Linked DNA regions of Homo sapiens: region 1 is linked to region 2. Evidence: chromatin loops called from intact Hi-C (ENCODE). Cell type or tissue: heart right ventricle. All regions are shown on one strand. Each heading gives the region's core, and the rest is flanking DNA. Links, peaks and the distances in the headings are about the cores only.

Evidence for each region. Hi-C counts contacts between places; a loop is a spot of excess contacts. Peaks named below come from ENCODE experiments on the same cell type or tissue, not always from the same donor. Only the 100,000 strongest peaks of a DNase experiment are listed, where the experiment ranks them.
Region 1: it touches region 2 in a loop (2.0-fold over the local background); 7 of 110 quality-filtered maps call a loop at or near these places.

Annotation. Positions count from the first base shown.
Region 1 is chr11:3,186,567-3,202,406 of GRCh38, forward strand. No RefSeq gene overlaps it. Among named protein-coding and RNA genes, the nearest start is that of MRGPRG-AS1, 24 kb to the right of the region's middle. RefSeq lists enhancers at 10,459-10,628, 15,403-15,840. In heart right ventricle, for the core only: a CTCF peak has its summit at 8,850 (motif pointing left); no DNase peak of the experiment used is centred there; H3K27me3 peaks cover 1,042 bases.
Region 2 is chr11:3,116,311-3,132,150 of GRCh38, forward strand. OSBPL5 (oxysterol binding protein like 5) reads right to left here. Exons shown (of 22, transcript NM_020896.4): 2 at 12,703-12,859; 3 at 10,163-10,245; 4 at 6,038-6,118; 5 at 5,687-5,788; 6 at 4,111-4,314; 7 at 3,237-3,321. The coding sequence starts at 12,838. Among named protein-coding and RNA genes, the nearest start is that of OSBPL5, 41 kb to the right of the region's middle. RefSeq lists an enhancer at 3,484-3,653 and a silencer at 8,129-8,423. In heart right ventricle, for the core only: no CTCF peak of the experiment used is centred there; DNase peaks (open chromatin) are centred at 6,101, 7,151, 8,331 and 10,409; H3K27ac peaks cover 3,957 bases.

The sequences.
Region 1 (15,840 bases), core at 4,504-12,503, 71 kb after region 2:
CCGGTGTCTGTTGTTCCCATATTTATGTCCATGTGAACCCAAGATTTAGCTCCCATGGATAAGTGAGAACGTGTGATATTTGGCTTTCTGTTTCCGTATTAGTTAGCTTAGGATAATGGCCTCCAGCTGCATCCATGTTGCTGCAACAGACATGATTTCATTTTTTGTGGCTGCGTAGTATTCCGTGGTGTATGTGTACCATGTTTCCTTTGCATCCACCCTGATGGGCACCTGGGTTGCTTCCACGTCTTTGCTCTCGTGAACAGTTGCTGTGACGGGTATGCAGGTGCAGGTGTGTTTTTGGCAGAATGTTTATTTTTCTTTGGATATGTGCCCAGTGATGAGTGGGATTGCTGGGTTGAATGGTCATTCTGTTTTAAGTTCTTAGAGAAATCTCCAAACTGCTTTCCACAGTGGCTGAACGAACTTACACTCCCACCAATAGTGCATAACATAAGCATTCCCTTTTCTCTGCAGCCTTGCCAGCATCTGTGGTTTTTTTGACTTTTTAATAATAGTTTATCTGCTTTTCTGCTGAGACCTCTCTCCCTTTAGACATGCATGGGTGATTAGCAGGTGGAAAGCGTCTGGGGTAAAAAGAAATTGCCCATTAAGATGTTGAGACAACCCTAACTGATCTACAGGTTCAATGCAATTCCTATCAAAGTCCAAATGATTTTTTTTTTTTTTTGCGGAAATAGAAAAGCCTATCCTAGAATTTGTATGGAATCTCATGGGACCTAAATAGCCAAAACAATCTTGAAAAAGGACAAAGCTGGAGGACTCACAGGCCCTGATTTCAAAAGCTTGTGCAAAGCTACAGTCGTCAACACACTGGGACTGGCATAAAGACAGACACCGAGACCAACCACGTAGAATAGGAGCCCAGAAAGAAACCTTTGCATACGCGGGCAAATGATTTTTAATAAGGGTGCCGGGACCATTCAATGTGGAAATAACAGTCTTTTCAACAAACAGTGCTGGAAAAACTGAAAATCCACATGGAAAAGCACCAAGCTGGACCCTTAATCCTACACTGCATACAAAAATTAATTCAAAATGGATCCGAGTCCTAAACATAAGAGCTGAAAACACAAAACTTTTAGAAGAAAACATAGGGGAAAAGCATCGTGACATTGGATTTGGCAATGATTTCTTGGATATGACACCAACGCACAGGCAACAAAAGAAAAAACAGACAAACTGGACATCATCAGAATTAAAAACTTTTGTGTATCAAAAGTCACTATCGAGAGTGAAAAGACAACCCGCGGAATGGAGAAAATGTCTGCAGATCACATATCTGAGAAGGGGTCAGTGTGAGAAGATGTCAAGAACTCCTACAATTCAGCCACCACCCAACAGAAACCAAACAGATTTGAAAGCGGGCAAAGGACCAGAATAGAGATTTCTCCAAAGATGATAAACAAATGGACAACCGACACGAAAAGGTGCCGGACATTGCTAATCATTAGGAAAATGCAAATCAAAGCAAATCAAAGCCCCACTGAGAGGCCACCTCTTCCTGTCAGGATGGCTGCGCTCAAAACACAGCACCTCATTGCAGCTCACGGAGTCCCCCATGGGCGTCTCCAGGGTGCAGGAATGCATTTAACTGTTGTTGCCACATCTTGACGCTCATGTATCCATCCATGCATTAGTGCTTGTGCTCGTCATTCCAGGTACATGGGAGGAGACCCAGCTTGGGCCCCTCTCACAGGGCTGGGCACGGTGGCTCACGCCTGTAATCCCAGCACCTTGGGAGGCCGAGGTGGGTGGATCACTTGAGGTCAGGAGTTGGAAATCAGCCTGGCCAACATGGTGAAACCCCGTCTCTACTAAAAATACAAAAATTAGCCAGGCGTGTACTCGCCTGTAATCCCAGCTACTCGGGAGGCTGAGGCAGGAGAATCGCTTGAACCCGGGAGGCGAAGGTTGCAGTGAGCCGACATCGAGCCACTGCACTCCTGCCTGGGCCACAGAGCGAGACTCCATCTCAAAAAAAAAAAAATCTCTCACAAAAGCTCATAACAGAGTGACAGTATGAATGCGTGGGTGGGGGCCGGCAGGGTGCTGGCTGGTTTGTGCGTTGCTGAGAAGGAACGTGGAAAGGCATCTGAGGAGGTGGCATTTGGGCCGAGTGTGGTCACCCAAAGCAATTTGCCTCTGCGCTTGGCTCTCAGTCAGCCCTAGGAGGAGAGGTTTGGCAGGGGTGGTCCTTGGCAAGGTCCTTCAGGGAGCTGCAGGGGACCCTGAGTCTGGTTAGCCAATCACATGCCTCCCAGCTGCTGGACCTGACAGGTAGAGAAGGCTGCCGCAGTGTCCCTCGAAGGGCTGCGGCCTTCTTTGTGTGTTTTTATTTATTTCAGTCAGGGTCTCACTCTGTCACCCAGGCTGGAGTCCAGTGGCATGATCACGGCTCACTGCAGCCTTAACCTCCTGGGCTTAGGCAATCCTCCCACCTCAGCCTTCCAGGTAGCTGAAATGATTTACAGGCATCTGTCACCACATCCAGGGAATTTTTTGTATTTTTTTTTCTTGTAGAGATGGGGTTTCGCCATGTTGCCCAGGAGGGCCTCAACTCCTGGGCTCAAGTGATCTGCTCCCCACACACCACCGCCTCGGCCTCCCAAAGTGCTGGGATGACAGGTAGGAGCCACCGTGCCAGCCTCCTTTGTTATCTCTAGTCTTATTGCTACTTTTTCTCGGCAGGGGGTAAGTGACTTGCGGTGTTGTCATTGGACAAGTGCTGGCCAGGCAGGGCCATTTGTCTTGGTGAGGGTGGGGAGGGCTTTGAAACTCCATTTAAATGCTAACAAACTCTGGCCAGGGAGGCGGGTGGGGGGTGGGGGCAGTGGAGGTCGGGGAGTGGCTGCACAGCTTAGAAATCCCCACCAACTCAGTCCTGAGACCCAGCACACAAGCAGTCCAGCGCTTTTCTTTCTCAGGAGCCTCTCTTTCCACCAGCGGAGGAGGAGACAGATGCCTTCCAGCTGCTGGCTGGTCCCCAGGACCCCACTGCCACTGAGAGCTGACGAGTGGTCGAGTGCACGTGAGTGATACGGCCTGGGAGGCGGGAAGAATAACCCTGCTGGGGCTGTCATGTGGTCTTCAGCACAGCCCACGCCATTGCTCCCTTACAGGCAAGTATGTGCAGCTTGGAGAGGTGCAGTGACGTGCCTGAGGTCTACGGCCCCAAATGGCAGATGAGGGGCTCAATTCCAGGCTTGTCTGTGGGGTGCCCTCCCTGGACACAAGGACTGCCAACCCTGTGTGAATGTGAGCCTCATGAAGGAGACAGGTGAGAAGCCTGAGTGCTGGTGGCTGTAGGCTGCTAAACTGTAAATACAGATAATGTCCAAAGCACTGGTGGCTGTGAGCTCCTCAACTGTAAATACAAATAACGTCCAAAGGTGAGTCTCATTAATTGGTGATTGGGGCGTGGGGTGCAGATGTGTGCGCACATGTGCACGTGTGTGTGTGTGTACACACATATATAAAATTTCACTCTTTGGTCACATTAACAGAGATATAGCGTGCATATCATAGGAGGTGATAATCCCAATGTGTTGTAACCTGATCAAATCACACCTGAGCTTGTGGATCAGCAATGGGTGCAAAGACACAAATAAATAGGGGTGAACCTAGAATAGGGCAGGCTGGCTGATGACAGACCACTTCATCGGGTCTTGTGGGGGAATATGAAGGAAATGGAGAGCTTGCTGCCCCGTTTTGAGGGCTCCGTGGAGCAGAACTGGGCCTGGAGTGTTCTCTTGAGGATTCAGAGATTACAACCAGGCTCAGTGGGAAAGATTCCACCGTCGGCTCTTGGAGTCTGTGTGGGTGAACCAAGGCATCTCTGGGCCACATCCACTCAGGGAGACCACAGTTGGGTGGGAAGCCAGGGGGTGACTTCTGCATCCTTCCAACTCTAAGATTCGATTAGGAAGGTGTATAGGGGGAGTGTTTTAGTCCATTTTGTGCTGCTCTAACAGAATATCTGAGACTGGGTAATTTATAGACAGAAATGTATTTTCTTGCAGTTCTGGAGGCTGGGATGTCCAAGATGAAGGCTCCAGCAGGTTTGCTGTCTGGTGAGGGCCCCCATCTTTGCTTCCAAAATGGTGCCTTGCTGCTGTGACTTCTGAGGTGCAGGAGTGCTGTGTCCTCACGGGGTGGAAGGGAGGGGAGGGCAGAAGGGGGACAAACCCTTTGCAGTGGCATTAACCTATTCATGGGGCAGAGCCCAGGAGCTAAACACCTCTCAAGAGGCCCCGACTCCCAGCACTGTCGCACTGGGGATTATGCTTCCAACACATGAGCTTTGGGGCCACATTCAGTCCGCAGCACGAAGTTTCTCCTTTGAAGATTTTTTTATGAGTGAAAATAAACTTGGCTGAAAATGGATTCATAGACTTTAAAGCCGTCAGATTGGGATGTTTGTAAGATGCAGCTGACCTAGAAGTAGATGGTAGCATTAAGTAGGGGGAAATTTGTAGCAAAATGCAACTTTCTGAGTAGATGATGATTTTATAAAATCACAGGCAAATCCCACAGAAGATTAGCTCCCCCGCCACATCAGTGGTCACCAACTGTGACTGTAGTGGTGAAAAGATAGAGAGAGGGCGGGGCTGGATGAACTCGCAGGTTTGGGGTCTCCTCCCCTGTTTTCAGCTCCATATTCACAGTAGTGTTGCTTTGGTGAATTTTCACAGGATGGCCAAGGCCAATTCCTGCCCTAGGGAAAGCGTGAAGAGGCCTGGGCTCTATTAAAATATAAAATATTTGTACTCAGGCCGGGCGCGGTGGCTCACGCCTGTAATCCCAGCACTTTGGGAGGCTGAGGTGGGCGGATCACAAAGTCAGGAGATCGAGACCATCGTGGCTAACACGGTGAAAACCCCGTCTCTACTAAAAATACAAAAAATTTTAGCCAGGCTTGGTGGCGTGCGCCTGTAGTCCCAGCTACTCGGGAGGCTGAGGCAGGATAGTTGCTTGAACCTGGGAGGCAGAGGGTGCAGTGAGCTGAGATAGCACCACTGCACTCCAGCCTGGGTGACAGAGGAGACGCCGTCTCGAAAAAAAAACGTACTTAGTGGCGGGGTGGTGCCTTTGGTCAGTAGCCCTCAGGACATACTTGTGAGATGGCAGAGGGTGTGATCTGGTGCCAGATATGCTCTAACGGGGGTTCCGGTGACAAGGATCCAAGGGCCCACAGCACAGAGCCAGTGAAGGCAGACGCCAGGGTCCCAGTGGAGACTCCCCAGTGTCTGGAGGGGACCAGGGAATTAGCATTTTCAACAAAGGTTCACTTGAGTCTTAGCTTATTCAACCAAAAAACCGTAGTGATGTGGTCTGCATCTGTGTCCCCACCCAAATCTCATGTAGAATTGTAATCCCCAATGCTGGAGGTGAAGCCTGGTGGAAGGTGATTGGATCACGGGGGTGGATTCCCCACTTCGGTGCTGTTCTTGGGATAGTGAGTTCTCCCCTGACCCCGTTGTTAAAAAGTGTGCAGCACTGCCCCCCCGCCACCTTTCTTCTTCTCCGGCCACATACAGCGCTGGCTGCCCCTTTGCCTTCCGCCACGATTGTAAGTTTCCTGAGGCCTCCCCAGAAGCCGAGCAGATGCTGGCAGCATGCTTCATGTATAGCCTGCAGAACCGTCAGCCAATTCAATCTCTTCTTTTTATAAATTACCCAGTCTCAGGCATTTCTTTATAGCAATGCAAGAAGGGCCTAATACATGTAGCTCCAGAGGGCAGCCCAGCTGAGAATGGAAGGTTCCGGAAGGGTCCTCAGCAGGAGTGGCTCTAACAGAGGAGGGGAACGGGCCTCATAAATGGGGGCAGCTACTTGGGAATCGGTGGTTTCTACAATGAAGCAGAGGGATGTGGATGTGGGAGCTACACATGAGGACGTGATGGCTCGAAAGCCAAGGATATTCAGGGAGAAAGCATAAAACAGTGGACAGGCACCACCGCCAGCCAGGTGTGTTTCTGGCGGCCTCCACAGAAACCCATCTGCTCCTTCTCTACTGCTTGTAAGCCTACTCCTCCTTCAGCTCTGGGATCTGTCCTCACCTCCTCCTGGAAGCCCTCCCAGATCTCCTCCTAGTTCAGCTCACCTCCCTGAAGCCTCGGGGTGGGAAGTGGGGGTGACTGTGGCCATAAGCCCTGGGAGATAGACCCCAGTCTGGGTTTGTCTGCCAGGGTCTGAAGAAGGTGGGGTTGCTTAGCAGGACTCCATGCCCAGCTGAGACCAGAGGACTTGGGGGGGTGACATGGTCAGAAGGGACCCCGATGTCCTTGTTCTTGGGACTTGTTATCCTCCTTTTCTCCCAGCTGGGGTGCTTTTGCTTGGTGGAGCACCCACGTGCAATGTGTAAACAGGAACGCATTCACTGCAGGTGGGGCTGGCTCCGGTGATCATCCATACATGTAGGGAGCATGCGGGTGGAGACTTGTGAGTTTCAGGTGGCAGAGTCCTTTCCCGAGAGCACCTCCCTTCTCCTCCCAGCCCCTGCCTCCCCCTGGTCTCTTCCCTCCCACAGGAACCCGGCTAAGGCCTGTGGCTCAGCAGCCAGAGCTGAAGCGAGTGGGTGTGGGCAGGTCTGCCCTGGCAGAGAGGAGGGCAGGGTGGGCCTCGGTGGGGTGACCCCACTGCTCCCCAGACAGCCTCTCCTGGGGCCACTGCTGCCCCCTCCTCCCTCCAAGCCCGGTCATTCAGGCTCTGGCGCTTCTGTGAGCACCACCTCCTCTCCATAGAGCCCCTTGAATCTAGCAGCCTAGCAGCCCCCTTCCCTGCACAACGCCAGCCGCAGGCTCCCAGGAGGCACCCAGAGAGGGTCTCCCTCCCAGGTCTGGGATTCCTACTTTATTGGTGGTGGCACTTGCAGGGTCCAGGCCTCAGGGGTTCTACCAGCTCCCCAGTGGTGTGGAAGCGTAGTCAGGGTGAAACCTGGAAGGAATGGGTTCCCTTGGGGTTGCCAGAAACCCCCGAACTGGACAGGGAGGCCATGGACGACTCAGCTCATTTTCTGAGTCAGGGCTCAGCAGGCCCCAGGGAACTGAGCCCCCGACACTCAGAGGGGACAGGGGTCAAGGGAAGATCCCTCCAACTTCTGAAGGGCTGTGCGATATAAGGAGCAGGAGTGGGGGGCGGCTCAGCCCCTCCAGGGCCACAGGCGGCTGGAATCGGCCACCGTCCTTTCTCAGAAGCAGAAAGTCCAGGGGATGTGGGCACACCGGCTCCCCAGCCCCCGACGCATGCACAGAAACCTCTCTACGGTGTGAATAAGTCACCTGGCACAAAATGCTGCGAGTGTGTACCCACTGGGACTTCAGCTCCAGGCATGAGGGGGGATTTGAGGGCAGAGGCAGCGTAAGGGGACCCGCCTGTGTCTGCCACCCCAGGAAGTCGCTGCCCTGGAATCTCAGGGAGTCTCCCTTCCCCTTGCTTTAATGATTTTCAGCCTGGAGCTCTACCCGGGAACCTAGATGCGACTCACATCCCAGAGAGGAGGAAGTGGCTGGAGGGTGTGTTTGGGGTGAGATAGGAGGCCTGGACTGAGGGACCAATGGTGGTCTGGGAACACAGCCCCCACTTCTCTCTTCTCCAGGGACACGTCCCCCAACACTGCATGGGCAGAGGGGCTTGGCCGGGCCAACCAGAAGGGAGGGCATCTCCAGGCCTGTGGCCTCCTCCACCTTTTCCCACTTGGTCTCTTTGCTCTTTCCAGCTCTTTCTGGCATTTTCCGGCGTTTTCTGGCCAGAGTAGAACTGTAGAGGTCCTTGATGGATGAGATCCTTCCTGGAACCCTCATCCCCTGCTGAATTTAGGCCTCCACCTTCCTGATCAAAGGGAGGTGCAGCAGGAAGGGGACCCTCCCACTGGGGCAGCTCCACCCCAGCCCCGGGTCCAGGGCCTCTGGGGAGGGATGTGGCCTTCCTGCATCACCTCCCCTGCCCTCCCTACCCCCCTTCCCTCCTTCCATGTTGGCCCCAGGACCAGGCCCCTTCTGAGACAGGGGTGTGGGGGATGCTGAGGACAGAGGGTGTCTTAGGAACCGGGAAACTGTCTCTGCAGGCCTGCCGCGCACCCCTGGTCCCAGGATGTGGGTGGGGGAGAGTGGATGTTCCTTCTCCTTTGGGGCCGGCTCTGCTCCTGCTGCCTCTTAGGCTATCTTGCAGGGTGCACCCCCTACATAGAGACCCCCTCGAAATCCAGGAAGATGCCCACTGCTCTGCCTGGTCGTCTGCTGTGAACTACTCAGGCAGCGTTCCCTAATTCACGCTGGGGTGTGAGTGATTGCCACTCGCTTATCTTGAGTCTTTGAGAGGCTTTTACATTCTTACTGAGAAACAAAACCTTCATCCCCTTGACCCAAAAGGAGCACGTGGTGATCGTCTCCTCCCCTGAAGAACAGCTGCTGAGGGCTGGGAAGGAGAAGGATAGGGACACCCCATCGGGGGTCTCTCCAAAACCTCAGCCTAGCAGACAGCGCAGCAGGCCATTTAAACTTCCTGGGCCTCAGCCTTCCCATCTGTAAAATGGAGATCTTCATAGCACCTTCTCAGCAAGGTTTTGTAGGACTGAATGTGAGAGCGCCCACAAACATCAGGGCCCCATATCCAGCATGCAGCTGGCACTCCATTAATGCTCCACTAATCCCAGTGGTGGGGACCAGTGAGTACCAGTGCTGGGAAGGGTCCAGGCCCACGGGGTCACTCATTATGGACAGGGTGGGCTTCTGGCTGCAGTCTTGTGCAGCTCACGTGCAGCTTCTCCCACCTGCTCTTCCCAGCAATGGCCTTGGCCAAACCCTCCCACACTGACCCCTGCCGGGAAGAGAGGAAGCTGCTCTGGGAAAAATGGGGAAGTGGGAAAAACTCATCGCACCTCGACTGAGACAAGAGCAGGCTGGAAGGCCGGCAGGCTCCCTGGCACCACCGAGGCCTAAGCCTGGCTGGCTAGGAGACTTCTCCCACGGCCCCAGCCTTCCGGGACTATTGTAAGCTGCCTAAAGTCTCCCTGTCACCGTGCAGGGCTGGGTGTGGCAGACGAGCCACCTCGTGTAGCCCCTGCGGCTCAGCTCACCTGCAGGAAGCAGTCGGCCCAGGACACTTCTGCCTTGGGCCCTGGACCTGCCCCGGGACTCTGATTGAGCGGGGAGCAGAGGAGGCAGGTTGCAGGTCTTTGCTGCAGACCTTAGTTCCTCCCTAGCAAGTGGGATGGGCTTGGGGCCCCACCTAGGTGGCCCTGGGGCCAACCCTGGGCAGTCAGAGGCAGCCTGGGGCTCGAAGGCCTCCTTCTGGTGGCAGCTCCCCTGCCTGTGGCCTCTGGCTAGGGCCCCATGAGCTGTCCCCAAGGCTAGGAACCAATTCTGCCTCACAGTCTCGGTAGGAACTGGCCTTGCCCACACCTTGACCTCAGACTTCTGGAGCTGTGAGACAGTAAACTCCTGTTGCCTGGATCATCCAGGCGATGGACTTGGTCAGGACCACCCCGGGTCACTAGTGCACGGCCGGGCTATATGGACTGATTGAAGGTGGAAGCACCAAGGCTGTGATGAGGGTCTCAGGATGTGTGAGCCAGGACAGGGAGAGAGAGCAGGTGGGTGTGGGTCACTGACGTAACTCTGGCTTTTGCCCACAGGGCCTGTGACTGGGCCAAACGAAGTCTGCACAAGAGAAAGTGGGAGGGGATCGCACATGCAGGAGAGAAGGGGGCCGGGCCAAGGGATCTGGCTCTGGCTCTGCGGCTCTGTGTGGGGACCCCCTCTCCTCCTCTCTGGAGGGGCCCAAGCCCTCCCTACCACCCCCGCAGTGAAGGCACAGCAGCCAGGTGGGTGAGCTGGCATATGAGCAGCTGGACGGGCCCGTCTGTGCCAGGAGGCCTGCACGACCTTGCTTCTCCCTCACAGCCCTGACAAGGACGGCTCAGATGAGGCCTGTGATGACTGCAGGCTGCAGTGTGCCAGTGACGGGGCGGGTCCCTGGGCCCGGGCAGGGGGAGGGCTCCAAGCCCTGCAGAGCCGTGGCTCCCACTGTCCCTGGGTGTGGGGGACTGTCAGAGCTCAGGCCCAGGACAGGCTGACCTGTGTGGGCCTGGCCAGTAGGATGGCTTTCCTCTGCCTGCGTGGGGTCCTGGGAGCCCCATCTGCTCTCCAGGTGGGCTAGTGGGCAGCAGCCCCGTGGTCGCTCAGTGCCCAGGTGTGACTACGAGGCTGCCTGGGACCAGGCACTGTGTGCCCTGGGAACCCTGCCCAGTGGTGAGTAAAGCAGAGACTGTCCCACCTGCTGGGGCTGCCACAGGCAGCTCGGGCTGAGCTCAGGCAGCTCAGGGGCAAGGTTAAGCCGGCCTGGAGACCGCGCTCAGCTGCCCCTCCCTGCTGGTTCCCGACAGCAGTGGCAGCTTTGCTCACCACCTGGAGTGGCACAGGGAGGTTCCAGCCCAGCCAGTCCCTGGATGGCAGGGCAGGGCCCCCACAGGCCTGGAGATGGAGCTGAGAAGATGCTGGAGCTTGGGAGGCCCAAGGAGCGGTAGGGGAAGTGTCAGGACATGAGCTGGGGGGCTGTGGGATCCTGGAGTGAGCAGGGGTCTGGGGAGATGGGCACTCATGTGACAAGGATGAACTATAGGCCAGCCAAGGACAGTCGTCCTGAAATGCAGGCTCCTGATGCAGCCGCCAGCCAAGACGAAATGTTTGCCAGCTGGAAATGAAGGCCCAGGAGGGCCCAGGTTGTGTCCCAAGTCCCAGGGTCACCCTGGGCTGGTGCCGTGCAGGCACGAGGGGCTGGCAGAGTCTGGGTGTCCTTTCCCCGCCCCAGCCTCACCCTGGGGGTGTAAGCAGGAGGCAAGTGGGCAAGGTGGGTGCAGTCTTGTCCAACCCACGGAGTGTGTGTCAGGTGGCCACGAGGCAGCCAGCGTCTGGCTGGAGGTGCTGCAGTGTCTTGGGGGAGGACCCCCCAGGGCTGAGGGAAGAGGCATGAGTTTGAGTATTCCATTGGGTTGTCCCAGCTCAGGGATCCCCGTGGGGCCTGTGGGGGCCCCTTGGGCAGGAGCCCAGGCTGGATGTGTGGTTTGGGGCTGCTCAGGTCTCTTCTAAATCCTCCCCCCATAAGCCCTGCTCCTCCCTGGCCGGCACTAGCCCAGTTGCAACCCTCAAAGTCCCCCCATAGTCACCACCTTCCTCTGGCTCCTGCCAGCTCCCAGACCCACCTCTGCCCATCAGCATGGGGTTCCAAGCAGGAGAAGAGTCTGGACTTGACCTCAGCAGCCAGTGGCTTCAACTAAAGGCAATCCCAGCTCTGCACGTCCCTTGCAGGAGAGACCCACTGAGGCAGGGCAGCATCTGGGGATGCCTTGGGGAAGCTGGCAGGGGGTACCCAGGGAGGCCTGCCTGCCTTCTGCCTTCTCCCTCAGGGCCACTAGGCTGTCTTGCATCCCCTGCAGCTCGCCCTCCCCTTCCTTGGCCACAGGAGAAGTGCTGGAGGGCCCGGCATCCGCTCAGCCCCATTGCTATGCCTTTCCTCACCTCCTCCTCTCCTGCCAGGTGGGAACCCCAGGCAAAGGAGATGCTGAAGAACTGTGCCCAGTGGTTCAGCCTCCTGGGACCAGCAGACAGCATCCCCTGGGAGGATGTGGGCCCAGCCCAGGGGTCCTCTGGGGAGATGGGGAGGTGAGCAGAACTGGTGTCCCCTTTCTGTATGGGCTGGGAAGCTTCTTGGGGGAGGTCTGGGTGCCGCCTCTGCCAGCCTCCAGGGTGTCCTGCCATCGTGGCTGGGTCCTCTGACTCCTAGCTGCTGGGGTTTGAGGCTCAGGCCCCGGACTGACCACTGCAGAGCCCAGTGGATCCCACCCCCTGGGGGTGGCTGCTCCTGGGGGCAGAGCCTGGAGCAGACACGCCCTCAACAGATGCCCCTGATCCCTGCATTTATGGAGCATGTTGCTGTGGGCCACGGCCCCGGAGCACAGGGACTTTTTACTACCTGGCCTCCAGTACCTTGGGCCTACACGAATTTTGGTAACTACCAAAATAGCGGAGACGTGAAGCCGTGGCTCCCAGTAATGAGTAGAAAATGCAACATCAAAATTAATTCTCTAGCAACAGCAGCCACCCACACAAAGCGTCAGATTATGTGCCAGGCACCACACACAAGGCAGCTCATTTAATTCTCAGGGAGACAGTGAGGGGAGATTATTAGTATCATTTCCCACTTCACAGATGGGAAAGCTGAGGCAGAGAAAGACCACAGGCGCTTGCCCAGGGACACGCGGCTGGGAAGTACCGGGACTGGGATTTGAACTCAGATCCTGTGAGCACAACCTTCACCCTGCTGTGCCTCGCTGCAAGGCTCTGTTCAGTCAATTAGCGGAGTCTAGCTTGGCTCTTATGTCCCCCATAGACGTAGTTATCATTTGAGGGCTGCGTCCAGGACTGATGGCAGGCGGCAGGGCTCAGCACAGCGCCCCAGGGCTCCAGCTCAGACTCCTGATCGCCCCAGCCTCCATCTCCCCCTGAGCAGTCCCCGCACCTCAGTTCTCTGAGAGCCAGCGTGGGTCTGCCTTGGGAACAGGGCTTCAGCCCTGAGGGTTTGCCAAGGGTCCTAAGCTGCAGTTGTTCCGGGGCATCTGGCCCGCTCAGGTCACTGGGAGTCCGCAATGGTTTGACAGGTCTCAAGAAGCACTGGTACCTGGGACCCCGGAAAACCTGCTGCTCAGAGGACACAGGGTGCAGGACACAGGGTGCAGGATACAGGGTGCAGGACACAGGGTGCAGGATACAGGGTGCAGGATACAGGGTGCAGGACACAGGGTGCAGGATACAGGGTGCAGGACACAGGGTGCAGGATACAGGGTGCAGGACACAGGGTGCAGGATACAGGGTGCAGGATACAGGGTGCAGGACACAGGGTGCAGGATACAGGGTGCAGGATACAGGGTGCAGGACACAGGGTGCAGGACACAGGGTGCAGGTTGGGGCCCAAGGGGCCAGAGAGCCTTCGAGTGGATGGCAGAGGGCACCGGCGGCAGAATCACAGTACCACAGACTGCAGTGTGGGGTCCAGGCCGGGGTCCTGCTTCCTTGCCGCCCCAAGGCTCTGGCCCTGCCTTGCTGCCTGGGGCCTCCCCACAGCTCCGTGGAGAGGCAGAGAGGCTGGGCCCTGCGCAAGGAGGCGGCTGAGCTGGGCTCAGCTGGGCTCAGCTGCTCCATTGCAGCCTGTTTGCGCTCCATCCCCAATTCCTCGGTTGTCTCCAGAATGGAGCGGGCAGTGACGGGCACTGGATTTCAGGGCTGTTTGCTCTCCAGGTGGGGAATACAGCAAGGATAGCCCAGGGCTGAAAGCCCAGGAACAGATTTCTCTGCCCTGGGGGCTAGAGAGGGTGACGGGTCAGAGAACAAGGGGAAAGAAAGCAGCAGGGGTGCTGAGTGGAACAGGGCTGCCTGGCATGACCAAGGTCCCTGAGCAGGATCATGGGAGTCCTGCTCGGCCCCCTCTGCTCCTCACCTCCCGCCTTCCCCACACCTTGGGAGCCCCCAGGATGCAGCCTGAGGACCTTCTAGAACCTACATTGTCCACATTGTCCCCTGGCTTGGAACCCTCCCGTCTCTGCTGTTCTTAGGACCGACTCTAAGCTCACGAGCCTGGAGTCTGATGCTCTCTGTGATCTGGCCAATGCTGGCCCCTCTGGCCTAGTCCCGATCATCCCAGGCACACACCCTCCTTGGTGCCCAGCAGAGCTCCCTCAGAGCAGAATGAAGAGGGGAAGGAGCATCCACACCACCATGCTTTGAACGTGGAGCCCCTTGGCCTGGAATAGCTTCCTGATACTCTGAGTCCCTGGGCAGTTCCAACTCCCTGGAGAGTCTGGGTGAGCCTTACCTCCTGCAGGAAGCCCCCTGACTCTCCGCCACCTCCTCCAGGAAGCCCCCCCCCCGCCCGACTCTTCACCACCTCCTCCAGGAAGCCCCCCTGACTCTTCACCACCTCCTCCAGGAAGCCCCCTGACTCTCCACCACCTCCTCCAGGAAGGCCCCCTGACTCTCCACCAACTCCTCCAGGAAGCCCCCCGACTCTCCAGGCAGAGTTGTGCCTCCTTGAGGGTAGGGCAGGGCTGAGCTTTCCTCATGGGTTGGAGCCACCAAGTCACAGAGGAGGCAACGTCAGGCAAGGAACCTGGCAGAGGCAGGAACCAGGCTCAGCACAGCCCGGGCCCCCTGCAGGGAAGGGCTCTGGGGGTCTCCTAAGCTGAGGCGGTCAGAGGAGTGAGATTTGACTGAGCCCCTTGCTACCTGGCCCTCATGGACGGGGCGCAGCCCTGCTGGGAAGGGAGGAATGAGCCAGTGGCCTGCTTGGAAGGCCCTTGGGGCACCTGGGGCGGACACATGGAGGCTGTGAGGTCCTTGGCTCTTCTGAGGCCCCTCTGGCTGTGCGGGGCTGGGAGTCTTAGTTCTGGGGCAGGACCTGCCTCTAGGATCAACCTCCACCCAGAACAAAACCCCATCAGCTCCCATGCTGGGGAGGTGAAGACCCGCACAGCCCCTGGCCTCCTCTTCCTCTCCCCTCCCCCCACTGCCACCTTCCAACCTCAGGACACCTCTGCTGCCTTGCAGGCTTCCAGAGAGTTCTGAAGGAGAGTCCGGGGCAGGCATGGGGCTGCAGCAGGGGCTCGCTGGTGTGGGAGAGAGGAACGCTGGCCAGAGGAGAGCTGCAGAGTGAAGGCATGGAGGAGCCTCCTGGCGGAGCAGAGGATGGCAGGGGGTTGCTGCCGCTCTGTGCTCTCCACCATAGACTCCCAGAGCCTGAGAAACCGGGGGTCCTGGTGACAACCTCATCCAACCCGCTCAGTTCAACCATTTTCTCATGGCGGCAGCTGGGTCCTGGGTCTCGTGTCCCAGCCCTGGACCACATCACGTGAACCGACCGGTTGTCCCAGCCACGACGCACAGCTGCCTAGTGGTCCTGGTTAACTTTATGTCACTAACTTGCAAAGCGCCATGCTCAGAGCCTTAGGTACCACCTCTTCCTCTCCTCACAGCCTCCTGAGGGTTCTACGACAGGGCCGGTTCTCCCTCTCCACAGAAGAAGAGACCGAGGTCAGAGAGGCTCAATGCCCCGCCTGAGCCTGCACTGCTAGGACTCACACCCAGGTCCTGGGCCCCCGTAGTGTGTCCTCCGCTTTGAAGCAAGTTGGTCAGAGAAGCACACCCCTGGCAGTGGACTGCCCGGCAGAGGCATCAGCTGCTCTGCTGGGACCCTGTGAGGGCTCCTCTAGGGAGGCCACCTGCTGACCACGCTCCTGTAAGTGCCGGAGCACGGTGGTCTCCATTAGGCGTTGGGACCCCCCACTGGCTCTTGGGACTTGCAGCTGAGCAGATGCAACATGGCACGTGAGAGCAGAGTGGCTTCTGAGTGGCGGCTGGAAACCCAGCAGATTCAACCTGTAGGGCATGCTGTGCAAATGTGGGCGGACAGCGTGCAGCAGTTGCCATCGGCGTCCCTCCCAGCCTCTGGCCGTCGTGAGGCCAAAGCTCTGACCTCTTCCAGCACCCTGAGCATGAGGCCCCGAGAAGGCACCATCACAACCAGGGTCCTGTTTGTCATGACTACCTGGATTGCTCAAATTCCCATTTGACACAGGAAGACATGGCATCTCTGGAAATTGAGGCTGAGCTGGCAGGAGGGAGCTGGGATTCCCACCTGCACCTGCCCCTTCCCTGGGGATTTGCTGGTAGGACCTACAGGGACAGGTGGGGGGCTTGGTCCAGCATCGCCGCTCCTCATGCACCCCTCAGGAAAATGTCTAGAGCCATGGGGAGCTGACTATCCTTT
Region 2 (15,840 bases), core at 3,972-11,971:
TCTTTGAGTATGGCTGCCCTAAAACTTTTTATCATCCACAAGCAATCATTGTCTTGTTTTGGTCCTCTTTAGAAGGTGGTTTTATAATCAGCTGTAAAACTCTAACAGGTGCTCTTGAATGCTGGTTTCTGATAACTTTAGAGACTGTGACATCAGAATAGAGGAAAAACTTTCAGGGTTCATGGAGAGCTGAAATGTTCATAAATTTGAAGCAGAACAGGAATTAACTGCATGGACTAAACTAATAGAAGTGTGAAGTAATTGCCAGGTGTGGTGGCTCACGCCTGTAATCCCAGCACTTTGGGAGGCCATGGTGGGCGGATCACTTGAGGTCAGGAGTTCGAGACCAGCCTGGCCAACATGGTGAAACCCCATCTCTACTAAAAGTACAAAAATTAGCTGGGTGTGGTGGCGGATGCCTATAATCCCAGCTACTTGGGAGGCTGAGGCAGGAGAATTGCTTGAACCCAGGAGGTGGAGGTTGCAGTGAGCCGAGATGGCGCCACTGCACTCCAGTCTGGGCAACAGAGTGAGACTCCATCACAAAAAAAAAAAAAAAAAAGAAGTGTGAAGTAATCTTTTTGACTTTTTGCTTAAAACATTGTGGATCCTTTCTTTTGTTTTTCAGAGTCAAGAAAACTTTAAGCTATTTACAGCTTTTAACAATTGAGTATACTCCTGTGAACAAAATTTGGAGCATATTTGTTTCTCTCTACCTAATTTTTACAGAATTTGAAAACTATCTGTGAGTATTCGTAACTTATGACAATACAGTTATTTGCATAAGTGCAGTAAGAATCTGTTTTCATTTGTAACAGGACACAATCGGAGAAATTGGTTATTTTACCAAGGCTTTGCCTGGAATGATGTGCTTTCCTTTAAGGACTCAAACTTGACTTATGGAACCAATGAAAGCCCCTTGGAAAAACTGGCCTCATACCTCATCTACACAGTCCCTGTACAGGGTTCCTGACCTGTGGTAAGTAAAGAATGTCACTTTCTGACAGGCCCAGGAGCTCCAAATTTATCTTGGAACCTCAAGAAGATAATAATTCGCCCAACTTATAGGTGTTTAATGGTACAAGTCCATGACTGGGCTCAGCTTTAAAAAAGTCTTATCTGAGATTCTTTCTATGGAACAAAGTTCCATCAAAGACAATTTAAAAGCCTATGTAAAAACTAATTACTCTTGCTGCACTGTATATAAATAATTAGTCCAAGTATAATAAAGCAAACCAGTCCTACCATAATTTGTCCTTAGTTAAAATGGGAAACTGGAGAGAAAAAATTATGTTTCAAAAACTATAGTACAGCTGTTGTTAGATTCTACTCTTCCCTAATGTTTTTCAATTTTTGTTATTTTCTGCACTTTGGATGAAATCCTAATTTTTGTTGGCTATAGGTCTTCAAAATAATGTTTTCAATTTTTTTCCTTCATTTTTTTCCCATTTTTCCTAATTTGGAGTCGCTGAAGACTAAGCTGTGCTTTCTTAAAGCCCTGCAAACTGAAACTAGACAACTTAAACTTCAGAAGAAAATAACAGCAACCTACTTACATACATAAGCCACTTTCTTGCCTGCCTACTGATGTATGGACTTCAGAGTAATGTGGCCTATACCAATTTCCCAGGATTGTTCTTTTGTTTGTTGTTGTTTTTCTGCCTTCCTCCTACTATTTTCTCTTCATAGGACATGAGACTTCACAGCCTTCTGAAAATGAGCTTTCCTAATAACTTGGGACCTACCTGTGTAGGAATAAACCATCCTAGCCATGAGAGATCAGGTGGAACCTGAGACCAGAGACTCGTTTTCTTCTAAAATGCTTTCTCCAAAAGATTTTTAAAAAGGGGGGAAATGTGAAAGGAAAATATCTTGGGCTCCCAAAATCACGAAGCTAAAGGGAAAAGTCAAGCTGGGCACTGCTAGGGGCCAACCTGCCCCCCCATTCTATTCCAAGTCACCCCTCTGCTCACTGAGATAAATGCAGATCTGATTGTCTCCTTTGGAGAGGCTCATCAGAAACTCAAAGGAATGCAACCATTTGTCTCTAATCTACCTATGACCTGGAAGCCCCCTCCCGGCTTTGATTGTCCCGCCTTTCCAGACCGAACCAATGTTCATCTTGCATGTGTTGACTGATGTCTCATATCTCCCTAAAATGTATAAAACCAAACTGTGCTCGGACCACCTTGGGCACAAGTCATCAGAACCTCCTGAGGCTGTGTCACAGGCACGGCCTCAACCTTGGCAAAATAAACTATTTTTTTTTTTTTTTTTTTGAGATGGAGTCTCCCTCTGTCACCCAGGCTGGAGTGCAGTGGTGTGATCTTGGCTCACTGCAAACTCTGCCTCCTGGGTTCAAGGGATTCTCTTGCCTCAGCCTCCTGAGTAGTTGGGATCACGGGCACCCACCACCATGCCCAGCTAATTTTGTATTTTTAGTAGAGACAGGGTTTCGCCATGTTGATCAGGCTGGTCAAACTCCTGACCTCAGGTGATCCACCTGCCTCAGCCTCCCAAAGTGCTGGGATTACAGGTGTGAGCCACTGCACCCGGCCTGGCAAAATAAACTTTCTAAATTAACTGAGACCTGTCTCAGATGTTTGGGGTTCACACTGGCATGTGGTTGGAGCTCAGTAATTGTTATATGGGTGCTTTTATAAGGTCACTGGGTTCTCATAACATTGGGGTGACAGGTGGTTTTTTTTTTTTCTTTAAGACGGACTTTTGCTCTTGTCACCCAGGCTGGAGTGCAATGGCACCATCTTGGATTGCTGCAACTTCCATCTCCCGGGTTCAAGCAATCCTCCTGTCTCAGTCTCCCGAGTAGCTGGGATTACAGGCGCCTGCCACCACGCCTGGCTAATTTTTGTATTTTTTAGTAGAGTCGGGGTTTCACCATGTTGGCCAGGCTGGTCCTGAACTCCTGACCTCAAGTAATCTACCCGCCTTGGCTTGCCAAAGTGCTGGGATTACAGGTGTGAGCCACCACGCCTGGCCTTTGACAGGTGGTATTTTAATGTCACATTTTACTCATGGGAAAACTGAGGCTAGGCATGGGGGCTCTGTGAGTGTAGGCCTGACTCCGAGCCGGGCTCATCCTGGCCAGACTTCAGGCTGCCCCCAGACAGTAGAAGGGACTGAACTGGGGCCACCTGTACCTGGGCTACAACCTCAAAAGGGGGCCCACTTCAGGTGGGGGCACTGGGGAGATGCGCAAGCTGGCAGGGACTCACCATCTGACTCGGAGGCGGCCCTGAAGATCAGGTAGCTGCTGGGCAGGGGCTGTGTGATGGAGCCCACGCTCTCACCTTTGGGGCCCTGGAGAGAGAGAGATCTGGGTGTCACCCGAGGCAACACCCAGGGCCAGCTGCACAGATAGGTCAGGCAGAACCATGCGGATCCACACCTGGGACCACCTGGACACCCCCAGGGCCACAGGGCCACCAGGTGGGGCCAGGCACCTGGCCAGGTAGACACTTGGCTGCAGAGAGGCGGGTAGGTGGGGGAGCTCTGTCCCCTTTCTTAGCTGGCAGCTCTGCCCTCAGCTTTCCAGCTCTGAGCCTCCTGACTTGGGCTGTCCAGAATCAGCAAAGGCACATCCAGGATGCCCAATGATGTTCGAATCCCAGAGAAACCATGAGTAGCTTTTTGGTGTAAGTATTTCCCATACATGACTGGGGTCATACTAGCATGAAAGAACTCTGATGTTTCTCTGAAATCCAAATGTAACCAGGTGTTCAGGGTTTCTCTGGTTTCCCACCCGTTAGAGCTGGCAGGGCAGCCCCGGGTTAGGAGGGGTGAGGGCTGGGCGCTGTTCCTCGGCCACCCCTGGGGAGCAGCCACTGTTGTCCCTCCTGGACAGCAGCTGGGTGAGGGGCTGGGGTGACCTTGATGCCACCTCCTTGCAGCCTACTGTGTGCTTCACATGGAGCACCAGTGGCCATATCTGATCCCCTGGCCGCATGTGGGGCTCAGAGAAGGTGAGACACCTGCTCAAGGCCCCAAGGGGGCCATTCAGCTGGTTGGCTCCACCCTCCACCAGGGCCCTAGGAATGAGCCCCTTGGCCCTACGGGGCCTCTGTCTTCAACCCCACCCCTCCGCAGCACCTTCACGGCCCAGACGGACTGATCCAGCGGGTGGAAGAGCTTGAAGCAGAAGCCGTCCTTCTTGGAGGGCCGCTCGATGAGCTCGCAGCAGTGCAGCAGCACCGTGCCCACCCACTGGCCCACCTTGGGCGTCTTGTAGATGAGCAGCACCCCCGGCTTCAGCACGCACCACAGCTTGGTCCAGCTCTTCAGGGTGCCGCGGATCTGCAGGGAGGATGCTGGCGTCGATGCCCACCCTCTGGGGCCGCCATCCCTGGGGCATCTTGATGGCTTGGCGGGGAGCCAGGCACAGACCAGGGTGGGCTGCCGAGGGGCCCTTCCCCTCCCTCACTCCCCCACACCAGTTCGGAACTCACCCCTTCCTCACCCTCACTCCCTGGGGTGATGTCCTGTGTCTATCGTGTACCCGAGCAGGGGCCAAGCCACGGCAAGCGGTGCCCCAGGACTCAGAGTGGAACTCAGGGCAGGGTCCTTGTTCAGTTTTTAAAAGGAGCCCATATGTTATGGTGAATGCAAAGAAATACGTGGCAGCAGGGACAGATTTACTTGTGAGGGTCACGTGGGTCAAGTTCAAGGTCAAGGGCCTCAGGGAGGAACCAGCAATGAGTGGTGTGACTTGTAACTGGCAGCTTTGTAGATTCTTTTTTTTTTTTTTTTTGAGACAGAGTCTCTGTTGCCCAGGCTGGAGGTGCAGTGGTGCTATCTTGGCTCGCTGCAAACTCTGCCTCCCAGGTTCAAGCGATTCTCCTGCCTCAGCCGCCCGAGTAGCTGGGATTACAGGCGCCCGCCACCATGCCTGGCTAATTTCTGTATTTTTAGTAGAGACGGGGTTTTGCCATTTTGGACAGGCTGGTCTCAAACTCCTGACCTCAGGTGATCCACCCGCCTTAGCCTCCCAAAGTGTTGGGATTACAGGTGTGAGCCACTGCACCCGGCCTGGCAGCTCTGTAAATTCTGAAAGTAGTTGTCTTCTTTTCTCATTCTAAATACTCACTTTTGCACCTAACTTTTGATTCATCATTTTGGTATGCGGGTAGAAGGAGCCTACATGGGCCTGGGCTCTGCAGACACCAGGGCTGGGCACACTTATCTGGTATGCGTTGCCCAGCAGCCTCGGAGTTGGGCAGTTTTACCTCCACTGTACACAAGGGGAAATGGAGGCTCAGAGGCGAGTGAATGGCCACGGTCTCCGTGAGGTCTGAACACAGGACACCCGGCCCTGATGTGGGGTCCTCTCCCAGAAGCCAGAGCAATGTCTCCCTCCCCAGCGCCCTCCGCCCACTGGCCAGGCCCCACCTTATTCGGAAATGGGGTCTTTGCAGACATAATCAGGTGAAGATGGGGCTACACTGGAGTAAGGTGGCCCTAATTCCTACCACTGGTGTCCTTATAAAAAGGGGGAGAGACAGGTGGATAAGGAAAGGCCTCATGAGGAAGGAGCAGAGGCTGCAGTGATAACGGCTAGATGCAGGGAAGTGAATTTCCATCGTTTCAGGCCACCTGGTTTATGGTCCTTTGTTATGGCAGCAGCACGCTGACCCGTGTCCTGGGTGGCCGGAGGCCGGGCATCACCTACCTTCAGGCTGTCAGCCATGATGACCACGCTGGGGTCTGTCAGAGCGCTGAGCAGCTGCCGTGTGGCGCGCTTCTTCTCCTGCCGGTAGTTCTCCTTCTGCGCCTGGGCCCGGGGCACCCGCGGTGGGTCATGGGAGAAGGCACCGAGCTGCCCCAGCTCCTCCCACCGTCCAGCCCAGGGATGGGTCCAGGGGCAGGGGCAGGAGAGGAAGTAGGAGGAAGTAGGGGGTGTGGAGGCGACCAGGTGCGGTTTGTCCCCTCCTTTTGACAGGTGGGGAGGGTGACCTCCCTGGCTCAGGTGGCCGTCGGTCTGACAGTGACACTGCTGCACCCTCCCCGGGCCCGGGCTCACCTTGAGAGTCTCCTTCTTGGTGACCCTGGCGGTGGGGGACACACATTCCTTGTCTGACCCGTTGCACAGCCTGTACTCTGCCTGAAAGAGAGAGGTGGGTATGCGGGACAGGGCACAGGGGCCGGCCCAGGGCTAGGAGCCCAGGTTGGCCTGATGCCAAGGATATGAGGGCAGAAGTCAGAGAAGGGCGCTCCACTCGTTTCCCGCCTGGCACCCTCCATCCCCCCCACCAGCACTTCCGGGGCTGCCATGGGGGGATGGAAGAACAAGGGTGGCTGACGAGAGACCCTCCATGGGCACACGCCAGTGACAGGAGGGGACCCATCCTCCCCGGGGCACATGCTGGGATGGGGCAGGGTGGTCAGGAAGGAGGGAAATGTGGGGACATCAGGGTTCAGGGCTGACTTCCTACGGGTCTGACTGAGCCCTGAGGGACAGCCGTCTTTGAGGGGACACCTGGGAGGCCGCTGAGGAAAGCAGTCAGGGTGCCAGAGGGTGGAGTTCGCAGAAGAGGAGCTCGGCGGCGGCCATGAGATGGTGGCAACAAGCACTCACGCTGGGTCTCTGGGGACCAGCCCTGCATCCACCCAAAAGAACAGCTTCCCTGCCTTGTCTTCCCCCTACGGTACCCAGCATGGCTGCTCCTTGGCCATTGCATGTGCCCAGCTCTGGGCAGGGCCAATGTACTGGTGGGGGGTGTGCAGTGGGGGTGCCCACCCCATCCCCTGGGAGCCGTGGGCAGAGGTCACTGTCCAGGTCCGAACCTGACCCCAGCATGTGGCTGACTGCACGGGCCCAGGGCGGCAGTCCCAATATCTTGGAGGCAGAAGGGGGCCACGGTTCTTCTACAGATGGGGAACCTGAGGCAGGGTAGGGGGCGAGTTGGGACACAGAACCAGGTCTAAAGCCTGCAGGCTGGGGACAGCAAGCTACGACCCGAATCCTGCCTGCTGCCTCCTTCCGCGTGGTCTGCAAGCTAAGAACAGCTTCCACAGTTTTAATCAGTTGAAAAAAAATCACAAGAATAATTTGTGAGATGTGAAAATTATATGAAATTCAAATGAGGAGTCCATAAATAAGGTTTTCTTGGCACATGGCCAGGCGATCCGGCAGGCGTTGTCTGTGGCTGTTCTCGTGCTTGGATGGCTGTGCTGAGTACCTGGAACGGAGCCTGCGCCGCGGCGGGGCCTAAATGCCGTCTGGCCTTTTCCAGAGAAAGCGTGCCCGCCCTGCCCTGCTCTGGCTGGGCGTCTGCGGGTGCTCAGCACTTTCCAGCGGAGCCTCTAGGGCGAGGAAAGCCTCCCTCAGGCCTTCTCCTGGCTAGAAGCCCTGGGCGCTGGGGACTGCCCCCACCCCAATCATGATGGTGCTAAGTACAGAGCTAAAGCCTTGTCTGCTGGGGCACCAGGTCCTGTTCGGGTGCTGCCTGTATTCATCCCCCTCATTCTCCAGCCATGCATAAGGTGGGGCCGGTTATTGTCCCTATTTTATTTCTGTGCCTGGGAAATCAAGGCACAGAGAGGTGGAGAGCTAGCAAGGGGCAGGGCATGGAACCGTTCCACGGACTGGCGGTCCTGGCAGCACTGGGCACCAGGCTTGGCCTTAGGCACTGAGGTTAGAAAGTAAAGATGCCAGTGTCCTGCTCTTTCAGGGAGAGGCAGACCAGCCACCAGCACGCAGAGGCGGGAGGAGCCAGGGGTCAGGTGAGCGCTGCGGTTCTGCGTTCTGTGCATGGATGTAAGCACGTTAGATCCCACAGCTCAGGTCATCGTTGTTATTCTCAGCATTGTACAGAGGAAGAGCCTACGCACAGAGAGGTTCAGAAACCTGCCCAAGGTCACACAGCTAATAAGGAGCTGAGCTGGGACTGAACCCAGGCAGTGTTGCTCCATTGTGGCACTTTCTTAGCCAAGTAAGAGCATTCAGGATCACAAGAAGAAAACGGCACAAGATGGGGTGCCTGGGGGGCTCTGACTTGGAAGCAGTCTTTGGGCTGACGATGAGTGATAAGGAGGAGGCAGATCTGAGTGACGAGGCATATGCTGGACCCTGGCCAGTTGACAGGCCTCCAGGGACCCAGGCTGGCAGAGAAGGTGTCCTAAGTTGCCCTCCTGGGAGTCCCCTGAGCCAGGATCTTGTTCATGATGCCCTTAGTTACCTTGGCACATGGTGTTCCCAGCCTGGAATGCTTTTCCCTGTGGCTGGGTAGCCCCTGCTCCTTTCTTTCTCAGGCTCCCTGAGCTGCTTCCCCAGAAGCAGGACAGCTCATATCCCTGCTGGCACAGGTCCTGGTGACACACACCACCCTTGGCCCGCCCAGGACTTTTGCAATACAACCACGCAGCCGTTTCTGTGGTGAACTGATGATTGTCTGTGGCTTCCACCAGGGGAGGGTTCTACCCTACTGCCCATTCACACCGGCAGCTGGGGGCTTAGCAAGCATCTCGAATGAATGAATGGATGAATGGATGGATGGATGGATGGATGGATGGACGCATGAACCTGCTGCCAATTCCCCTCTGCCCAGCTTCCCACTAGATGCAGCTGAATGGGGCTGTGTGTATTTGAGGCAACAGGGGAAGAGAGAGGCAAGACCGCATGGCATGGGATGGAGCACTTGCAACCCCTGCTCCCCAACTGGGCAGGACCCTTGGGTCTGGTCACTGCAGCCCCTGCAGCCCCAGCACTGCAGAGAGTGCCTGCCCACTCCTCCCTCCTGCAGGCCAGGTGGGTACCCCGTCCAGGCATGCCAGGTCCTCTGCTCACTCCTCAGTGCTACTGTGCATCAGTGACAGTGCCATAAGGAGGCACCTGAGAGATGAGAAGTGCTGCTCAGAACTGTGAACTTCAGGCTGACCAGAACTTTGCAACCTATGAAAATTCCTTAAAAATATAATTTAGAACCACCTACGGAATGGGAGGAAGTAGTCGCAAATCATGTATCGGATAAGGACCTAGTATCCAAAATGCATAAAGAACTCTTGCAGCTCAGCAACAAAAAGGCAAACAACCCATTCCAAAAATGGACAAATAACTGGAATAGACATTTCTCCAAACAGGACATACAAATGGCTAATGGGTGCACGAAGATGTTCAATGTTATCCGTCATTAGAGATGCAAACTGAAGCCGCAGTGAGATGCTACTTCATACCCGCTAGGATAGCTATAAAAATAACACAAAAAAGAACAAATCACGCCTGTAATCCCAGCACTTTGGGAGGCCGAGGCGGGTGGATCATGAGGTCAGGAGATCAAGGCCATCCTGGCTAACACGGTGAAACCCGTCTCTACTAAAAATACAAAAAAATTGGCCGGGCGTGGTGGCGGGCGCCTGTAGTCCCAGCTACTCGGGAGGCTGAGGCAGGGGCATGGTGTGAACCCGGGAGGCGGAGCTTGCAGTGAGCCGAGATCGCGCCACTGCACTCCAGCCTGGGTGACAGAGCGAGACTCCGTCTCAAAAAAAAAAAAAAAAAAATACAAAAAATTGGCCGGCCGTGGTGGCGGGCACCTGTAGTCCCAGCTCCTCGGGAGGCTGAGGCAGGAGAATGGCGTGAACTTGGGAGGCGGAGCTTGCAGTGAGCTGAGATTGTGCCACTGCACTCCAGCCTGGGTGACAGAGGGAGACTCCATTTCAAAGAAAAAGGAAAAAAGAAAACAACAAATCAGAAAATAGCAAGCGTTGGTGAGGATGTGAGGAACTGGAGCCCTTGTGCACTGTGGGTGGCCATGTAAGATGGTGCAGCCGCTGGGAAAGGAGTTTGGCAGTTCCTCCAAAAGTTAAACAGACAATTTTGAGAGTTCTATATTATCCTGGAATTACCATGTGACCTAGCAATTCCAATTACTCTAGGTTTATACCTGAGAGAACTGAAAACTGATAGTCAAATACACGTGCACACATGTTCACGGAAGCATTTTTCATGACAGCTATATGGTGAAAACAGCCCAAATATCCACCAGCAGCCCTCCCGGAGCAGCACAGTCTAGGATTGGGAGCTGTTTCCCCCGAACAGGCTGGAATGGCAGGCTCAGCTGGACGCCCTGCTGTCCTTTTCCCCAGCCGTTTCCTGCTGTCCCCAGAGCCAGGCTCTGGCTCATGGATCCTCCTATACCCAGGCTCTTACCGGTGGCACCTTCGTGGCAGAGCTTGGGGTCGGGGGCCCTTCATCCCTGGGCAGCGACGGGCCGTTGGGCTCCATGTCCTTCCCTGCAAGAGAGCAGTGGGAGTGAGGACCCAGGCATGGTGGCGTGGCCAGGCTTCTCAGGCCGCTGCCTGGTGTGAGGCAGGCGAAGCGTGGGTGCGGATGACCTGGGAGGGGCAGGAAGTCAGCCGGAGGTGGTGGCAGGAACAGGACACTGCCTGAGAGGTGTAATAAACGCCAGCAAGCGTCACTGTGGGAGGAGTGTGCCAGGAGAACTGGCAGGGCCTCCAGGACCTACAGGGAGGAAGCTGGGACAGGAGCTGGTAGGAACCGGCATCCTGGGCCTGCTGTAGTGTGCAATTGGGGGTCTGTGAAGGCCAGAGTCCCCAGTTTTCAGAAAAAGAATGTGACATCCAGTCTCAAAGACACATGGCAGGTTTGGGGCCCCTGGACTGTGCATCCCCCTGGCTGGATGCTGCCGGCCCCTGCGTGCTGGGCTCTTGCTGGGAGGTGGTCAGCCCTGTCTGCCATCCCACCCTGGCAGGCTGGGTAAGGAGGGAGAGGCAAAGGAGGGAGACCTGAGGTGTCTGCGTTTGCTCCTTTGGGAAATGGCCTCCCCTCCCCCGGCTCTGTTTGCTTTGGTGCCAGTTTCCCAAGGTACGATTTCTGGACAGGAGGAAGGAGGGGATGGCTGCAGGGGAAGCCTGAGGTCTGCCCAGCAGGGCCGCTCCCGCTGCTTCCTGTGGCTGGTGGGCGAGGGTTGACTGCCCCGGTCCCTGACACTGAGACTCGGAGGGGCTGGGGGCTGGAGTGAACCCCATCCTGCCAAGGCCACAGGCGACAGGCCAGCAACAGGCTGGGTGCGTGGACAGACGCCACAGACCAGCTGGAAGGCCTGGGGTCTATAGCCGTCCTTCCCTGACAGCCCTGGGCAGGGACTGGATGGGGACGAAGAACGGAAAAGCCAGGACGGTGGCCTGAGGAAGTGGTTCTGTCCAAAGGTCCTGGACCGTGGCCACTCACAGTCACAGAACATCGCTGACCCTGGCCGGCAGTGGCTGCTCCCCCACCTGGGAGCCTCTGCTTCCCCATCTGCAGAGTGCTACGCCCCTGACCCGGAGTGCTGGGGGGAGGCTAGCAGGAGCGCTCTTCCCTCTGGCACTTTCTCATATAGTTCTAGGGGCTTGGCCTGTGGCCGCCAGCAAACTACTTTCCATGTGGATGCTGCCTCCTGGCCGGGAGGACTCAAAGGCTGGGGCCCTTGGACCACTCAAAGGGATAGGGTGCAGGTGCCCTGGGCAGGGGGAAGTCAGCACTGGTCCTTCTCCTCACAGCCTGTCCACACCCACCCCACTCCCTTGGCCTGGGACCTACCGCCTCCATTCCTCGGAAAAGGCCCTTCCCAGCACGTCTTCTGCACCGCCTGGGCCAGTTGCTAGTTGGTCCGAGTCCCTCTGAAACTGACCAGCAGCTGGGACCCAGCCCTTCCCCTCCCCACCCCTGACTCTGCAAGTGCTTCTAAGCCTCCGGCCAGGGTGAACGTGACAGCAGAGAATAAAAGGTGTAGGATTTACCTTGCCGGGTGTCGAGTGCCCCTGCCTGCCATAGCACCTTCAGCAAGGCCACCTCTACGCTGGGACTCCGTTTTTCCATCTATTGGATGGGACTTTGGCTGCGACCACACGCCCCTCGAGCCTGGGTGGTGGATCCGCCCAATGCTCTCCCACTCCCCCCAGGGCAGATGAGATGACCATGGCCAGGCAGGGCTGGGGCTCCCACTTCCTCAGCCCCAAAGCAGGCAGTGGGAGGAGAGGGGGCAGAGCTGGGGAGAGGTCCCCCAGGCAGGTGCCTGCCCCTACCTCCTACTCTCAGGGGAACAGGGGAGGAAGGGCTGGGTTTTCTGGGGGACAGCAGTCACAGCTCAGCCTTGGCTGGGGCAGGGGTTGTGCATAGTTAGGTGCCAGGGAGGGGCCTGGAGAGTGGCAGCATTGGCGGGCAGAGGTTCTGAGTCTGTGTGCTGGGTGCTTTATCTACAATTGCACGAAGGCAGGCCTGGTTCCAGCTGTCCCCTCTCAGAGCCCAGGACCCATGTATAGCTGGGAGTAGGTACTAATATTGTCCCATTTTATAGATCAGTCAACTGAGGCCTAGAGAGGTCAAGTAGCTGGCCTGGGGTTACCCTGCCAGGACTGGGGCTCAGGCCACCTGTCCCTGGAGCCTGCACTCCATAACTCCCAAAGCCTGGGCTGACTTTGGGATGACTGCACTCCATAACTCCCAAAGCCTGGGCTGTGGGAACCCCCTCCTCAACCAGATGGGCTTCACCTGGCCCCGCAGGTCAAGCCAAGAAGCCGTATTACCTGGCACTCTACCAAGCTACAAACCGTTTGATCATGAAACCCACACAGTCCCCAGCATGGAAGCTGTGGACCTCAAGGGGCACAGAGGGGTTGGGCCGCCCGGGGTCACCCCACCGGGCCCAAGCTGAGGGCCAGGTTGCCCTGCCCACGGCCGGCACTTACCTGGGCTGAGTGGGTAGAGCTCATTGTCTCCGCTGAGGAGCAAGTTCCGGGTGAGCTTCCGGGGGTCGACTTTCTGAGGGGTGGAGGAAGGTGGACACAGGGAGAAGCGGCGCCGGAGGAAGGCCTCCTCCTTCATGCTGTGGGCGCTCGGGGGCTTCTGGAAGGAAGGAAGGAGGGGCAGCAGGAGGTCACCGCCCCGGAAGGGGCTTCAGAGCCACATGGTGGGGGTGCCCCTGGCTAAGAAGTCCCCCTCTCAGGGGACTTCTGAGGCAGGGTGAGGAGGGCCTGGGCCCTGGGAGCCTGGTGGTGGGTGGTCAGCCAGGACAGCCCAGCTCAGGCGAATGGCTTTGGCTGGTGCCAGCCCTTTCCACGCCGGGCAGTAGGGCTGGACGGAGCCCTGGTCAGAGAGGCTCATCACCACCCTCGGAAGATGTCCTTCTCAGAACCCCCACCCCAGGTTCTGTGAGACCCTGGCTGCAGCCAGGCAGACCCACGTGTAGACACAGGTTTTCCCTCCCGCATTTCCCTCCCACGTGACAGCACTTTGTGGTGGGGAGGGGTCTAGAGCTTCCATGGAGAAGATGCACGGGGGTGAGACCAGGTGGCCGCTGAGCACCAGGGAGTGGCTGGCACGGTGTTGGGCAGTCCGGGAGCCTGGCCTGCCATCCATCTAAGGGTCCCAGGAGCGCCTCGCCTCTGGTTAAGCCCGCCTGAAGCTTGGGTGCCCCAACAGTTTCAGTTGCACCCACATGCACCCCAGCAAGAGAGGGAGCTCTGGGCGCTCACAGCCAGGCACACCTGCGTCCACGCCCAGCCCAAGACGTTGCATTCCCAGTGGGAGCTTCCTTGCTGCTTCACAAAAGAGGGAGGCCCCACAGCCAGGCCCTGACACCCACCTGCCTCGCTCTCCCAGCCCCGCCCACTGGCAGACCTGCCTTTCCCCTGTGGGTTCAGAAGCGAGTTTCTTGTTTCCTCCCCTGGAAGGAGAGAGGACAACAGGCGGTCCCCTCTGTCCTGCTCCCCACCAGCCCTACACCTAGTAGTGCTGGGCCAAGCAGAGGGTAACTGATTGCAGTCACGCCTTTGCAGGCACTTGAAGTTGACGGCGCCAGATCCACTGAGGTCTCAGCCCATTTTACAGATGAGAAAATCATGGCTCAGGGAGTGGAAGGCCTCGACCTGTAATCGTGACCTGACAAGGGTTGGCAGAGCATCCCCTCCAGCTTCTCATCTTGTGTCCACTTCCCAAGGGCGAGCTCCTTAAAAACTACTGGTCAATTTTCCTCCTTTCCCAATTTTCTGGGGCTGCTTCCTGCTGCCTCAGGGCAGGCCAGTGGCATCCTGCCAAGCCCGGGACAAAGGCCTCGATTTCTCCCATGGTCCTGGGCTTTGCTGGGGGGGGCCTCAGACACACAGAGACTTTCCTGCTGTGGCTTCAGGAGTGGGCTGGGGGCCCAGGGTGTCTGTGGTCCTGGGGGCTTCTGTCCACCACCCCAGAGCCCCCTCTGTGCCCCCAGTCCTGAAGTCAGAGTGGGGAGGGGCTCCAAGGATGCAGCCAGGCTGGGCCAGCCCCTCCCTCACCTGGCCCCTGGCTCGGCTCATGACCTTGGCCATCTTACACACAGGGCAGCTGGCTTCAGAGAGGCTGGCGTTTTGGCCCAGGTCACAGAGCTAACAATCAGCAATGCCGTCCTTAAGCCAGGTGGAACCGATCCTAAAACCCAGCCGCTGAGTGTCTGCCCACTCAGTGTCTCAGCTTGGCTCAGCCAACCTGCCGCAGGGAAGCAGGCAGATGGGAAGTCCTGCCCCTACTTGTCAATCACAACAAACACGTCCTACTTGCCCAGGTGCAGCTCAGGATGGGAACCAGCAGCTGAGCGGAGGCCGGGCTTACTCAGACAGCTGAGATTTTCTGAGCACCCAGGCTGGGCTGGGCACCAGGCAGCCAAGGTAAGTGAGCAGCGATCCTGCTCTCAGGACCCACAGAGAGCCCCGGAATGTCCCAGGCAGTGTGGTGACAGCGATTCCCAGGTAGGTCTCCCTCACTTGGAACCTCCTGGGGCAGGGAGAGGGGCTCAAAACCTAGCCTCAGCTGCCCTGTCTGGCTGTCTGCTCCAGTTCCACCTGGGCCAAGGTAGAAAGGCCATAGGGGATCTTGGTACCTTTCTGCTCAGATACCCCACATACCTTCTCCCAGCACCAATGACAGCCAGTGGGACTTCTTAGTCTGTGAGTGCCACCATCCACTCATCTATACACCAGTCTCATCTATACACCAGTCTCCCGCTCCCTTGTATCCCTCCATCTATACATACATACATCTCCCTTCCAGGCATCCATCCATCCATCCATCCACCCACCCACCCATTCATCCATCCATCCATCCATCCATCTACTGTCATCCCATCTATCCATCAATCCATCCATCCATCCATCTACCCATTCATCCATCCACCCATTCGTCCATCCATCCATCCATCTACCATCCTCCCATCTATCCATCCATCCACCCATTCATCCATCCATCCATCCATCCACCCACCCATTCATTCATCCATCCATCCATCCATCCACCCATTCATCCATCCATCCACCCATTCATCCATCTGTCTATTCATCCACCCGTCTATTCATCCATCCATCTACTGTCCTCCCATCCATCCATCCACCCACCCACCCATTCATCTATCCATCCATCCATCCATCCATCCATCCATCCATCCTCCCAGGCATCCATCCATCCATCCACCATCTTCCCATCCATCCATCCATCCATCCACCTACCCATTCATTCATCCATCCATCCATCCATCTACCCACTCATCTATCCATCCACCCACCAAACCATCCATCCATCCATCCATCCACCCATCCACCCACCCTCCCTCCCTTTCAGGCATCCATCCATCCTCCTGTCCATCCATCCATCCATCCATCCATCCATCCATCCATCCATCCATCCACCCACCCATCCACCCACCCTCCCTCCCTTTCAGGCATCCATCCATCCATCCATCCATCCATCCATCCATCCATCCATTCACCCACCTGCCACCCCTCTATCCCTCCTTGAAGCTCTCCAGCCAGTCAGCTGACCTGCCTGATTCCACCTTCCTTCCCATTCACCTCACACTCAGA